Regions from separate parts of the Homo sapiens genome. Here regions 1, 2 and 4 are each linked to region 3. A link is a contact called in ENCODE Hi-C or POLR2A ChIA-PET data. All regions are on one chromosome and are shown on one strand. Each heading gives the region's core, a stretch centred on a gene start or an enhancer-like site at or near the end of the contact. The rest is flanking DNA. Distances are from core to core; before and after follow the strand shown. Region 1 has its middle 230 kb from the start of CD96. Region 2 has its middle 170 kb from the start of NECTIN3. Region 3 has its middle 260 kb from the start of NECTIN3-AS1. Region 4 has its middle 540 kb from the start of NECTIN3-AS1.

Region 1 (3,466 bases), core at 835-3,334, 500 kb before region 3:
GAGATGTTGAATGAGCTGCCTGAGGTCATGGAGCTAACTAAACAGAGAGTCAGAATAAGAATTCAGCTCTCTTGACTTAGCATCTAATGTCCTTCCTACTCTTACAAAGAAGAGCAGTGGAAAACAGCAAGGAAGAGGGAATGTTCCCTGACCCCACAAGAAATGTCCAAAACTACTGCCGCTTATACACCATTTCCATGCCCGAGAGACAAAAGATAGGAGGGCATCTCTGACAGTCTCATTCTGTAGGGTCAGAGACCAACCTCTTCCTCTCCTGGAACCGACTGGGGATAAGGGCCATGTGTACCCCTGCCCCATCTTTCCTGGTTCACTGGTGCCTAAACATTAACATCCTATCAGCTCAGCGTGGGCCCCTTATATGCACTGGGTGAGGAAGGAGAAGTTTCTTCTAAACGCAGCCATTTCTCTCTTTCTTTCTCTGTGCACCAGCAAAGCTCCCCAAGTTTATAGCTTGGCTCCAGTGTGTTAGCAGTTTCTATGTCTTTCCTTTGTACTCTCACATGAAGAGAACCCCAAACCTTGAAAGTCTGTTTTATTTTTTCAAAACAACCCAGCTCCACAAGGAGGCTTTCTCTCTCTCTCTCTCTCTCTCTCTCTCCCCCCCTCCCTCTCTCTCGGAAATGGTAAAGTTAGCTTTAATTATTTAACTATCAGATAACTCACAGGCTAAAGTAATAGATCAGGGCAGAAAAAAGAGCCATTTAGTAATTCAACCAGATAAAAGGAGGGAGAAGGGCCTTCTGCCTGACTCCAAGAAACAGCAAGCAAAAAACCCTTGTGTCCCTTTGCTCCGATAGCAAGAAGTCCTCAATTTTGTTATAGAATCAACCCAAAGGTACTAACTTAAAATTCGGACAGACAAGGCCAACAGTCTTTTTGAATAGTGATCCCCAAAACAGAACAGTGGTCAAGATTAAGGTCATCTTGAGTGTTTTTAAAATCAAGCCTTATCTGCAGAACTGGATGCCAGTATGCAGATTTAGTCAAAGTACATAACTTGAATTTTATGTAGTCTGCTTGAAATCATCTTCTAGGGATAATGGACTATAATATTTCTGATTTTACTTTATTTAGGATCTTACATCTATCATTATATAAGCATCTATGAGAGCAAGGAAATAATAATGACTTTAATGTAAAACATTCTGGTATGGAGAAAACAAGGAGGAACTTGTACATGCGGAGGGTGTTTTCTAGGAGGAACTTTGGAAGGAGCTATTTTCAGAGTCAGCTCCTCTCTATAAAGCCAGACCAATCGTATCTATTTCTGCAGAATAAGACTGAAACCATTGTGGAATGCTGAAAAAATGACAGTATATCTTGCGTTTATTGACCTTCCAATATTTATGGATTTTATTTAATATAAAATCTGGAGGGGGAGGGGAATTAATCTGTTATCTCAAGGGCACTGCTTGTGTTGTCCATCAAGAGAGGGGCACTCCTTGCACCATGCTAAACTCCATTTCATGTACTGTCAAATGCCACAGCTGATGGCATCTCAGTGCCTGGGGCAGAGATAGTGTGGTGGAGACAGCCTTGCTCTTTAGCGAACTTATTTTTTTATTCCCAGGCAAACAGTTAGACTATGTTTTCCATCTTGTGTTGCAATTAAATGTGGCTGTTGATGCTTTCTGGCCAATAGAATGTGGATGATGTGATTCATGTCTAGGCAGTCTGAGACCTGATACAGAAAATCAACCCATCACTGAACCAGAGGCCTAGGCAATGATAGAGTCACAAGAAAAGAGGAAACTGGGTTTCTGAGTGCCTGTGTACACAGGAGCCCTACTATACCCCTGCTGCCAATTGTACTTTACATGAAGAAGAAACAAACTTCTAGTGTGTAACCACAGATATTTTGGGGTTATCAGTTCCAGTAGTTAACTGTCTCTAATACAGGAATCAAGACAGGAAGTGGAATGCTGACTTAGTGAAAGCCCAAGATGTGTGCTATTGTTTCAGTGGTCAGATAGCAGACAGTGATGAAATAAAAAGAGCGAGCTACAGTTAGAGAGTCTTGCTATTCTCTGGCCCAGTATTTCATGTAAGTGTCGTCTGCAATAACTGAAGGAAAGGAGCACATGCCTCTGAGCCTAAAGCTGTAAGAAAAGTGGTTGGAAAGAAGTAGAGTGAAAGCGTGTTGTGGCTTACAATTAAATGCCTTCAGTACAGGAGCTCAGACAAGAAATAAGTGTTTTTCATGAATAGATTAAAAGGAATAAAGTCTAAAAATAAAAAGTCTTACAAGTTTGGAAATCCAGCTGCTTCTGGACTCCAAATTCTAAGAGATAAGACTGGAAAAGGTCCCAAACTGCAAAGACCCACCAAAACTCTTGCTTAAACACACCAGAGTGGTGTTGCAGCAAAGAGCAGAATAAGGGGATCACCTTGGCATTCAAACCTATTGTTTCAGTGAGCCTCAAGTTAGCTGCCAGGAAGTTGAGAGAGGGTTGCATAGAGATGAAAAAGAAAATGAAATCAGGCTTGAGAATTATGTCTAGGAAAGAACTTGAGCATGTTTGCTCTTGCATGGTACTGATTAGATAAGGCAAATAGATCAGAAGCCTATTCAGTCTTTCAGGAAGTTATATTGCTGAATTAATAATATTTTTGCTCTAACAAGGCATCTCTGTTTGTTTATGGCTTAAAACAATTCTTGGGTCCCCAAACTTGTATGAGCAGGAAGCAGGCTGTGAAAGCTGTAGAGCTCCCAAGAAGATTGCACTCCCTGTGCCCCCTTCAGATATGGCCATGGAGGAAAACAGAGAAGGATAAACTTCCCAGTGGGTAGAGCAGGAGTCACAGAGAATGAGAGAGAGGGGAGTTTCTTCCTGAACACAGATTCTAGGGCTGATCAAGTAACTTCTCCACTCAGAGAGGGCCCTTTAAAATACCTGGCCAGGAGGATTTCAGAAATATACAGCAGACCTGTGGTAGCTCTGTGTCTCTTATTCTGCCCTTTCCCATATTGCTTGAGCATTGTTGGGGGAGGAGGGTGGAGTGGAGGAGTGAAGAGTGGGAAACTGATAACTTATTATTTCACTTCATAAGTCAGCAGAGTCTCCACATCTAAGCCTGGTAAGGACATACATTTCCCATAAATGCTGGACTTTGAGTGGGATGTAGGAACTGGCTGAGACTTAGAGTCATCTGCCTTCAGGAGAAGAAGGATGGATCTTATACATGGGAGAAAGAGTAAAATTCATATTTAGTGACCAGGAGAATAAACTGTGGCATGAATTATCTAGTCATACAAGCTATTTTCTTCCAGTGCATTCATTTAAACTATTGTTTCATTCTCCTTTGTAGGTAGCCAAGTTCCGGCAATTAGACATATGGGCAGAATTATGTCCACCTCCAAGCCTAGCCCATAAGTAGTCCAAATGTGCCATACTCACTCTTTTCCCTCATTTTCCAGCTGCAGCCTGGGAAATCAATAGAGGAC
Region 2 (3,624 bases), core at 520-3,019, 420 kb before region 3:
ACAAAAATTAATTCAAGATGGATTAAAGATTTCAATGTTAGACCTAAAACCATAAAAACCCTAGAAGAAAACCTAGGCAATACCATTCAGGACATAGGCATAGGCAAGGACTTCATGTCTAAAACACCAAAAGCAATGGCAACAAAAGCCAAAATTGACAAATGTGATCTAATTAAACTAAAGAGCTTCTGCACAGCAAAAGAAACTACCATCAGAGTGAACAGGCAACCTACAGAATGGGAGAAAGTTTTTGCAATCTACTCATCTGACAAAGGACTAATATCCAGAATCTACAATGAACTCAAACAAATTTACAAGAAAAAAACAAACAACCCCATCGACAAGTTGGCGAAGGACATGAACAGACACTTCTCAAAAGAAGACATTTATGGGGTGGGGGGGAGGGGGGAGGGATAGCATTAGGAAATATACCTAATGCTAAATGATGAGTTAATGGGTGCAGCACACCAGCATGGCACATGTATACATATGTAACTAACCTGCACATTGTGCACATGTACCCTAAAACTTAAAGTATAATAATAATAAAATTAAATTAAAAAAAGAAAAAAAGAAGAAGACATTTATGCAGCCAAAAGACACATGAAAAAATGCTCATCATCACTGGCCATCAGAGAAATGCAAATCAAAACCTCAATGAGATACCATCTCACACCAGTTAGAATGGAGATCATTAAAAAGTCAGGGAACAACAGGTGCTGGAGAGGATGTGGAGAAAGAGGAACACTTTTACACTGTTGGTGGGACTGTAAACTAGTTCAGCCATTGTGGAAGTCAGTGTGGCGATTCCTCAGGGATCTAGAACTAGAAATACGATTTGACTCAGCCATCCCATTACTGGGTATATACCGAAAGGATTATAAATCATGCTGCTATAAAGACACATGCACACGTATATTTATTGAGGCACTATTCACAACAGCAAAGACTTGGAACCAACCTAAATATCCAACAACGATAGACTGGATTAAGAAAATGTGGCACATATACACCATGAAATACTATGCAGCCATAAGAAATGATGAGTTCATGTCCTTTGTAGGGACATGGATGAAGCTGGAAACCATCATTCTCAGCAAACTATCACAAGGACAAAAAACCAAACACTGCATGTTCTCACTCATAGGTGGGAATTGAACAATGAGAACACATGGACACAGGAAGAGGAACATCATACACTGGGGCCTGTTGTGGGGTGGGGGGACGGGGGAGGGATAGCATTGCATTAGGAGATATACCTAATGTAAATGACGAGTTAATGGGTGCAGCACACCAACATGGCACATGTATACATATGTAACAAACCTGCACGTTGTGCACATGTACCCTAAAACTTAAAAGTATAATAATAAAAAAAAAGAAAGCCTCCCTGCCCAAAACAACATATCTCAATTTTAGCTAGCCACATTTCAAGTACTGAATAGCCACCTGTGACTAGTGGCTTCAGTCTTGCTCTGTCTCACAAGATTGTTGTGTATAATATGATAACTTACACGAACACATCCTATAAGCTCTGAAATGCTGCTGTATGTATGGTACTCACAAATTCAATGATCATTTCATTCTGACAGGTGCTATATCAATGATCATGGGCCCTATTTCCCCATTCTACTTTCTTTATGATGGTGAGCCAAGAACAGGACACACACAATGCCAATGCATTTGTAGTTGATACTACATTTGTGGTCTCATGGAAAGAGCACAGGATGCAGAATTAGTATGCACAGAGGTGAGTTCTTGACCACATCCTCACTATACAACTTTGGGCAAGTTTTGTTTCACTTTTCAGCCTGTTTCCTTATCTGTAAAAAGGAAAACAATACCTCTTCTATGTATACCACAAAACTGCTGTGGAGATAAATGAATATAATATCGAGCAAGCAAATGATTACATATTATAAAATGCTGGGTATTGTCATTCTTGTATTCATTAAACCTAGGATACCCTCACATAATTATTGCTTAAGTACCAAGAACATAGATAATTATAGAAACCTCAAAATTTTATTTTTTAAATTTTTAAAAATATTTTAACTTTTATTTTAGGTTCAGGGGTACATGTGCATGTTTTTTATATATGCAAATTCATGACTCAGGGGTTTAGTATACAGATTATTTTGTCACTAAGTATAGTACCTAATAGTTTTTTTTTCCCTGAACCTCTCCCTCCACCCTCAAGTTGGCTCTAGTGTCATTGTTCCCCTCTTTCTGTCTATGTGTTCTCATTGTTTAGCTCCCACTTATAAATAAGAACATGGGTATTTTGTTTTCTGTTCCTGTGTTAGTTTGCTAAGGATAATGGCCTCTAGTTCCATCCATGTTCCTGAAAAAGACATGATCTCATTCTTTTTTGTGGCTGCATAATATTCCATGGTGTATATATACCACATTTTCTTTATCCAGTCTACCATTGATGGGCATTTAGGTTGATTCATGTCTTTGTTACTGTGAATAGTGCTGCAATAAACATACATGTGTATGTGTCTTTGTGGCAGAATGATTTATATTCCTTTAGAAATATACCACAAAAAACAAACAGCCTCATTAAAAAGTGGGCAAAGGCCATGAACATACACTTTTCAAAAGAAGACATACATGTGGCCAACAAGCATATAAAAAAATGCTCCATATCGCTAATCATTAGAGAAATGCACATTAAAACCACAAATGAGATACCATCTCACACCAGTCACAGTGGCTATTATTCAAAAAGCCAAAAACTAACAGATGCTGGCAAGATTGTGGAGAAAAGGGAATGTTCATACACTGCTGGTGGGAGTGTAAATTAGTTCAACCATTTTGGAAAGCAGTGTGGTGATTCCTCAAAATTTTAAATATGTTTCCTATTCATTATCTTCTCTAACCCAGAACCACTTTCAAGGTTTGGTGTGTTGGGCTGTGCTCTCAGATGTGATACCCACAAATGTCCTCTTTGATGAAAAATGCATTGCTTTTGCAGGGAGTATGGGGACAGAGACCCAAGCAAATTCAGGTTAGAATGATGTTAAGAACATGGGATTGAGACAGAAATAACCAGTTGTGGATGTTTGTCCTGTTACTTGCTCTCCGAGTTATTTTCCTTTTTGAACCCCAGTTCCCCATCTGTGAATAAAGCTACTGCCTGGGATTGTTATGAGGCTTACAGGAGAAAATCTAGTAAACACCTAGCATTGTACTTGGCCCATAGTGCACCCTCTTTAATCTGTAACTGTTTCTATCATCATCTTGGCATACCAGATGCCTGACACATCATGTTGGGAGAGTGAGAAAGCTTTTGGTTCCAGAGTGGCCTGGCCATTTACCTAATTTGTTTTTTTTGTGTGTGCAGAGGTTGTTGGCAGATTTGTTTAGTGGGGACAGTCTCTCAGTTGGCACTCAGCTTTATAACTTCTAGCCATTTAGTCACATCCTGCTGGATGCTGGACACTCATTATTTCTGAAGAGCTAGAGAAGCAGCTCACAAGACTGATGGCTCCTTCCAGTCTGGCACATTCTATGGGGTCTCTCTCACAGCATTTGGCTTCTCAGGGAGAAACTTTCTCTTTGATAAGCTTGGGCAGATTGAGCCCTGCCTCACACATTGTCACATCTGCTATACACTGT
Region 3 (3,475 bases), core at 77-2,576:
TTAACTCACCAGCTGATTATAACTAAAACTTCTAAACAAAATATAGAGTTATTGTTTTTAGCAGGTAGTTGACATATTTAGTAACTTATTAAAATTTTTCTTACCTTTTTGGTTTCAAAAGGTGATTAGTGGTTTTAATATCAGTTTAGTTTCTAAACCTTTGCTACATTGCTTTCAGCCTGTGCCACTCGTGTCACCAGGGATTAGTCAGAAACTAAGAGGTGGTGCTTTATATTATGGCTCAATTCTTGAAGTTTTTTCTGTGTTACTTTGGGGTTTTCCTATGCATTCACAACTCAGAGATGAGCTCAGGAGTTTAGCTAATTTATACATAGAATTAGGAAATTTCCTTCTTCTGCCCTCTTTTCTACTGGATTCCCCTACATTTTCTGTTTTGCAGGGGATGTTTTGCCCAATCCTCTGACCAAAAAGATTAGGTTTGTCTTGCAGTCTTAGGTGCCTGTGCTACCCCCAGATTTCTGTTATTGGAGTTCACTCTCAGGCCTAGTTCATGAAAGAAAAGAAAAGACAAAAAAAAAAAAAAAACTCCCCCAAAAATTATACTCACATGAGTTTCCTTTTTCAGTTTTGACTTTCCCTCTCCAACCTGCCTGCTTTTTTATCCTATTCAGGTAATTACTTTTTGTATTTTGTCTACAGGTTTTAGTTGTAATCAGTTAGGGAATTAAGCTATAGTATGCTTATCCATATTGGCTGGCAACAGCACTTTTTATAAACATAATTTTGGATGGTTACATTGTAATTCACTTTATGGATATTTTAAAATTTAAAATGGCTTCTCTATTTAGGAACACTTGAGTTTGTTCTTTGGTTCTTCTAAATAGCATTACAGAGAATATTATTAAAATAAACATTTCTCTAAATCTGATTATTTCTTTAAAAGAAGTTCTTATAAACCAAATCACTAGATCAAAACATAAGAAAGCATATAATTCACTAGGACAAAGCATTTTTACTGCCAAGGCACTTTGACTTTATCTTGGAAGTGATAACACATGTGCTGTAATGACATTATCAGTGTTGTGGTTTACACAAAAAGCTCTGGTGGCTAGAAGAATGAGCTGAAAGGGAAGAAGGAGGTGGAAAAATCATTCAAAAGTCAATTACAATGTTTTGAGTTAGAAACTCTAAGTGTACGAACTAAGGCATTGTTACTAGACATGAAGAGGGGGCAATGGCTCCTTTTTTTGAAACAGAATCTTGCTGACAGAGAAGATAGGATTTCAGTATAAGTCATGGATGACCTAGGCTTTGGATGACTCAGAGACCAAGAGAACAGGAGGCAGGATGAAGAATAAAAAGAGTGTACTTGGAATTTTGTGAGGGAAGTGGTTTTGCCACAGGAAATCCAGGTTTCTGTAGGAATGAGGAGCTAAATGGATCTTACGTAGAAGGCTTTAAGAAAACAAGAACATTTCTTTGAAATGGGGCATGATGGCATAAAATAAGATAAAAATAATCGAGGAGAAAACAAAAGGAAAAGAGGAGATCTAAGCTGAATAGAAATGAGGGTTTGAGAGGAGGTGGGTGATGACAGTAGAAAATCTGCAAGTTGATAGGAATGAAAGAACAAACTTAAGAATGAAAAACCTCCACTACCCAGTAGGTCTGCGGTCAGAGGCGGTTCCTTGTGAATGCCACTTTGTTCCCCAGATGACTGAGAAGGTCTTAATGCCTTAGCAGGAAGTCTGCCCCTGCCTTGTGGTGAGGTCACTGGCAGTTTACTTTGCCTCTTTGCAACCAAAATCTATCTTTGGTAACAAGCTAGTAACTACTTTTGGTTCCCAAACTCCCACCCTTCCCTACCTCAAATTGTGTAGCCTCCATCCCCATCCATAGGCTGAAGCCTCTGTTACTCACAAATTCTGATAGCACTCAAAGAGCTTTGAAGTCATCATCTTACAAGTTGTATGCTCTTCAGGAATTTGCTCAACCGCCTGTGGGTATTTCCTCATCTGTAAAATGAAAAGGCCAGATGAGTACCTCAAACATACTTTGTGGCTCATTTTGAAATTATAACCTCAGCATAATCATTTTTATAAATCTATATTGTATACATTTGGAGAATATAGCTAAAACAAGCAGCTTGGGGAATGACTCAGTGCTTGACCATAAAACCATTCTGTATGTGTCATTACTAGACTAAGCAACAGCTTGCAGGCTAAACTATGAATGTTAGACAGATACTTCTAAGGGGCAAACTGTGAGCTAGAAGTTGTGGATGTGGAAGGAGAAGCAGTGCTAAATCTTTCTGACCCAAGTTATAGTCACCAAACTGATGATTTTGGAATTAGCAGCTAATGGTATCTGTTTCTCAATTGAATAGTAAAATTGGTAGTGGAACCAGTGTGAATAAAATTCTGAATCTTTATTACCTAATACAGGTGCAAGTCAAACACAGACAGCAATTAGGAAATGATTGTGTGGTGAGTGAGTAGGGAAATAAAAATTATCACACTATTTCAGAAGTTAACAAAGTCACTTTGGAGGGCCTCATGAAGTATTCCTTATAGCTATACCAGGATGAATATTTAGGTTGTGGCTATGCTGGGTTTAGAATATTACGATGCTTTCAGGCCTCCTGAATGTCTTCCTAATATCCTGGCTGCATAGGCCCCTTGTTTAGGACTTTCCAAACCTCCCCCATGACTCAGCGACTAAAGGTATAATGCCTGGAGTACCCTGCTCTTACAAAGTGGCTAATGTTGATATCTGTGTATCTAGCCTATGCAGATTATTATTCATTTTGATTTTTATCTCCTGCCTATACCTAGAACTGCTTTTTCTAAAAAAAAAAAAATCACTGCATTACTAACATTAAAACATCAAGATATTTCAGATAAAATAGAATTCAGATGGAATTCCCTATTTTTTCTTGACAAATCAGAAGATCTGATAAGATTGGGTCTGTATTCTTACATACAAATAACTGTCTGGAGTTGCATAGTTTCTGCCATCTCTAGATCAATAGAACTCCTTCCTTTTCCCCAGAAAAAGCAGAGGCACATGTACTTTACTTATCTGCCAAACTCCTAAAGGAGGGTGACCACATTTCCTAGTCTGCCTGTAAGAATCTCAGTTTACTCTGTTGACCTATAATTCATTAATATTATCCCCTTTTGTTTTAAAACATGGCCTGGTTGGAATGAACAATTCAGAGGACTCTGAATCTGTACTCTCTAAGGAAAGCATGCAATCGACTATCAAAAATTGTATGCTTAAATGATGCTACTTTTTATTTCAGATAAAATTACTTACATAAAAACTTTATTAAGCATCCACTACTTGCAAAGCACTGTATTAGAAGCTGAGGATAGTGTGAGATCAAGAAGAGACATGATTTCTTTTCGTAATAATTATGGACTCTATTGAAAAAGATAGACAACTATAAAATAATTAAAATATGATTAGTAATAACTTAGAAAAAAGACATAGACAAGAACCTAATCTTATC
Region 4 (3,543 bases), core at 523-3,022, 290 kb after region 3:
TGTGGGAGCAGAAAAACTTTTTAAGATGTAAGAAGTGTTACCTTTGTAAGCTAAAAATAAAATTCTAAGCCCTCTAACCATCTGAATGAACCCCTCTTCTAGGCCAAGGCCATTTCAAAGTTAATGTGAGAACCCAGTTCAGGCCGTGATGGGAAGTGGAGGTCATACATACCTCCTTACGCCCTCCTCCCTTTGGAATCAGGCACAACTAACCAACATTAACATTAAAACAGAGGTTTTTAAGACTTTTTGTAGCAAAAAGACACTGAATTCCAGCCTGACTCTGGTATTGTGTTACACAACAGATAGCAGGCTCTGAAAGAAATTGAAGTATTTTACCCTAAAATATATTTCTTTGAAATATTTTGAAATGTCCCTGCAAAGTTGTCCCTTGTGGGGAAAATCTAAATTCTGTACAGAATTTCTTTCCTTTTCCAGTTCTTTTCCCTGATCCAGGAGAGAATTAAAGGAGTCTGGTATCTTTTTTAAGTCTGATAAGAAACATTTACAATCTTTTCTTTCTCAAGCCTGTTACCTGTAAGCTTCATCGGCATAATAAGAACCTTGGTTTCCACAACCCCTTGTCTTAACCCAGACACTCCCTTCTATGGATTCCAGGTCTTTAGATAAACTTTTTCAACCAATTGCCAATTGGAAAATCTCTGAATCCACCTATGACCTGGAAGCCCACACTTTGAGTTGTTTTGTCTTTTCAGACAGAACCAATGTACATCTTACATGTACTGATTGATGTCTTATGTCTCCCTAAAATGTATAAAACTAAGCTGTAGCTAGACCACCTTGGCACATACCATCAGGAACTCCTGAGGGTGTGTCATGGGCATGTCCTTAACCTTGGCAAAATAAACTAAACTGATTAAGACTTGTCTCAGATAATTTTTGGTTTATACCTTCATAAAGGAAGTGAAGCTTGGGCTTGTGTTGAAGAAAAGAATAGGAGAGAAAGCATCTGCCGACATGTACCTGTGAGAACCTTGCAAGAATTACAGACACTTTTAATGACAAAACCAGGCATCTGCATTGGGAGGAGTGGTAAGGAAGAAGGAGGCTGGATAAAGGAGCTAGAAGCCATGCTGGGAGGGTCCTATTAGGCCACACTCAGGACTTTGGAATCTGCAGTACGTGGAGTGGAAACACTGAAGGATATAATCAGTTATGTACAGAATAAAGAATGTTCTGAGCCAAGCTCGGTATGCACTGTTTTACCAATAAACAGATAAAAAAGAAGAGGAATATGTGTCATCTCCCATTTCACAACCCCTAAGACTATGTCAAATGACTAGGTTACAGTCTAGGTGGAAAGCTTTGTGTGAGCTCCTTTACTTCAGGTCAAATTATACATCTCAATGACTGAATACCACATCTCAATAACATGTAATTTCTCACAAGCACCACATTTTGTGAAGTAACTGGAAGAATATGATTCAAGATTGTTTCCAGAGAAGAATGAAAGAAAATAGTAGTGTTCCTGTGTAATGTTAACCATGGGACAGCTCAACCCATAGCTCCTTTATTTAGCTTGGTAAATTAAATGAATCTCTAAATACTTTAATTACTTCCCCCATTGCCTTTCTTCCTCCACAGTGCAAACTCTGTGCCATTCACTTGTTAAAGCCTCTTTTGAAACTCATTTCTCACATTTCCCCAAAGATCCATAAGCTTTCTATATGGAAGTGAAAAGAAGCAGTGAGGCATATAGTCAGTGATACTTAAAACTGGATGAGTCACCCCCAGGGAATGTCTGGGAGGTGTTTGAGGGCTTAAACATGTGCCAGAGCCCACAGTCTTACAAGTATTCAAGCAGACCAGATTCTGACTGAATAATGCCATAATTTCTAAGATTCTAAATTCTAAGATTCTTTCCAGTGTCATATTGTCAGATACCTGAGAACCCAATTGACTTACTAATATTTATAAACATACACCATCATCAAAGGGAAAATATCTGGCTAAATCTGGGAGATGACATTGCGCTTGCAGAATTGTATGACCTATAATCATATAGTACTCTTCTGAGCAATGAAGGATTAAACAATTTGCAGGTGCTATGTCTCCATGTACACTAAGTCTTGCTCTAATATTCTTCAGAAAAACCAGGACCACTCAGTCAAGGCTATAAGTGATATCTGGGTTACCTATATAGAGAGACATTATGTCTCCTTTCAAAAATTACAATTTTCTATATGAAATTTTAACTTCAGAAACAGGTAGGAAAACTGTAATTATCATCAAAAACTTTATTTCATACATTTATCTACAAAAAGATACTTTCTTTTCCTTCTTAATTTATATCCAGTCCAGCAGGAAATTCAGATATCAGAAGCAAAATGACATTCATTTTATTACCCACATCTTCTTAGCTGGGATCATGTAGGGCTTTACAATTATCATTTAATTATGACCAAAGAAAGGCACACTTTTGGGAAGATTAAAGGTTCTGGCATGGTACTTTAGAGAAGGTGATTATCAGGGAAACTTAGCAAGTATATATTAGAGACAAATTTGATTGATGACAGATATAGAAAATGAATGACACAGGATGAAATGAAAGACCACTGAATTAGAGAAGGCATTCTATAGTCCATGGTGTTATATATTGTCAGGCTGAGAGATGTTTTTAAGATGAAACATGAGCACTTTGTCTTCAAATATAAGTTATATTAGTCTGTTTTCACTCTGCTGATAAAGACATACCCGAGACTGTGGAATTTACAAAAGAAAGAGATTTAATTGGACTTACAGTTCCACATGGCTGGGGAGGCCTCACAATCATGGCAGAAGGCAAGGAGGAGCAAGTCACATCTTACTCGGATGGCAGCAAGCAAAAAACCAGAGCTTGTGCAGAGAAACTCCCGTTTTTTAAAACCATCAGATCTTGTGAGACCCATTTACTATCACGAGAACAGCACAGGAAAGACCTGACGCCATGATTCAATGATATCCCACCAGGTCCCTCCCACAACACGTGGGAATTATGGGAGCTAAAAGATGAGATTTGGGAGGGGACACAGAGCCAAGCCATATCATTCTGCTCCTCACCCCTCCCAAATCTCATATTTTTACATTTCAAAATTAATCATGCTTTCCCAACAGTGCCCCAAAGTCTCAGCTGATTTCAGCATAAACTCAAAAATTCACAGTCCAAAGTCTTATCTGAGACAAGGCAAGTCTCTTCTGCCTATGAGCCTGTAAAATCAAAAGCAAGTTAGTTACTTCCTAGATACAATGGGGGTACAGGCACTGGGCAAATACAACCATTCCAAATGTGAGAAAATGGCTAAAACGAAGGAGTTACAGGCCCCATGCAAGTCCAAAATGTAGCAGTGCAGTCAAATCTTAAAGCTCCAAAATGATCTCCTTTGACTCCAGGTATCACATCCAGGTCATGCTGATGCAAGAGATGGGTTCCCACGATCTTGAGCAGCTCTGTCCCTGTGGCTGTGCAGGGTACAGTCTCCCACCCAGTTGCCTTCATGGCTGGCATTGAGTATCTGTGGCTTTTCCAGGTGCACAGTGCAAGCT

Evidence for each region. A loop is a pair of places that touch in the nucleus more often than their neighbours do. ChIA-PET counts read pairs that join two places held with the same protein, here RNA polymerase II (POLR2A). Pooled maps may share reads with other maps.
Region 1: a loop to region 3 is called in a pooled map, with 10 times the contacts of the local background. The contact joins two enhancer-like sites. A Hi-C loop is called at or near these places in 2 of 37 single-sample maps with no recorded cell type and 7 of 50 pooled maps.
Region 2: a pooled map shows a loop between it and region 3 (19-fold over the local background). The contact joins two enhancer-like sites. A Hi-C loop is called at or near these places in 3 of 37 single-sample maps with no recorded cell type and 8 of 50 pooled maps.
Region 4: a loop to region 3 is called in a map of IMR-90, with 5 times the contacts of the local background. The contact joins two enhancer-like sites. A Hi-C loop is called at or near these places in 1 of 168 maps with a recorded cell type or tissue (IMR-90) and 3 of 50 pooled maps. POLR2A ChIA-PET finds 5 or more read pairs at or near these places in 3 of 52 experiments (AG04450, BJ and OCI-LY7).

The regions. Positions count from the first base shown.
Region 1 is chr3:111,310,354-111,313,819 of GRCh38, reverse strand. No RefSeq gene overlaps it. Among named protein-coding and RNA genes, the nearest start is that of CD96, 230 kb to the left of the region's middle. Within about 2 kb of position 2,084, at least 2 of the 41 ENCODE cell types and tissues checked have a DNase peak (open chromatin) inside an H3K27ac peak, as active enhancers do.
Region 2 is chr3:111,237,201-111,240,824 of GRCh38, reverse strand. No RefSeq gene overlaps it. Among named protein-coding and RNA genes, the nearest start is that of NECTIN3, 170 kb to the right of the region's middle. Within about 2 kb of position 1,769, at least 2 of the 41 ENCODE cell types and tissues checked have a DNase peak (open chromatin) inside an H3K27ac peak, as active enhancers do.
Region 3 is chr3:110,812,927-110,816,401 of GRCh38, reverse strand. No RefSeq gene overlaps it. Among named protein-coding and RNA genes, the nearest start is that of NECTIN3-AS1, 260 kb to the left of the region's middle. Within about 2 kb of position 1,326, at least 4 of the 41 ENCODE cell types and tissues checked have a DNase peak (open chromatin) inside an H3K27ac peak, as active enhancers do.
Region 4 is chr3:110,525,145-110,528,687 of GRCh38, reverse strand. No RefSeq gene overlaps it. Among named protein-coding and RNA genes, the nearest start is that of NECTIN3-AS1, 540 kb to the left of the region's middle. Within about 2 kb of position 1,772, at least 6 of the 41 ENCODE cell types and tissues checked have a DNase peak (open chromatin) inside an H3K27ac peak, as active enhancers do.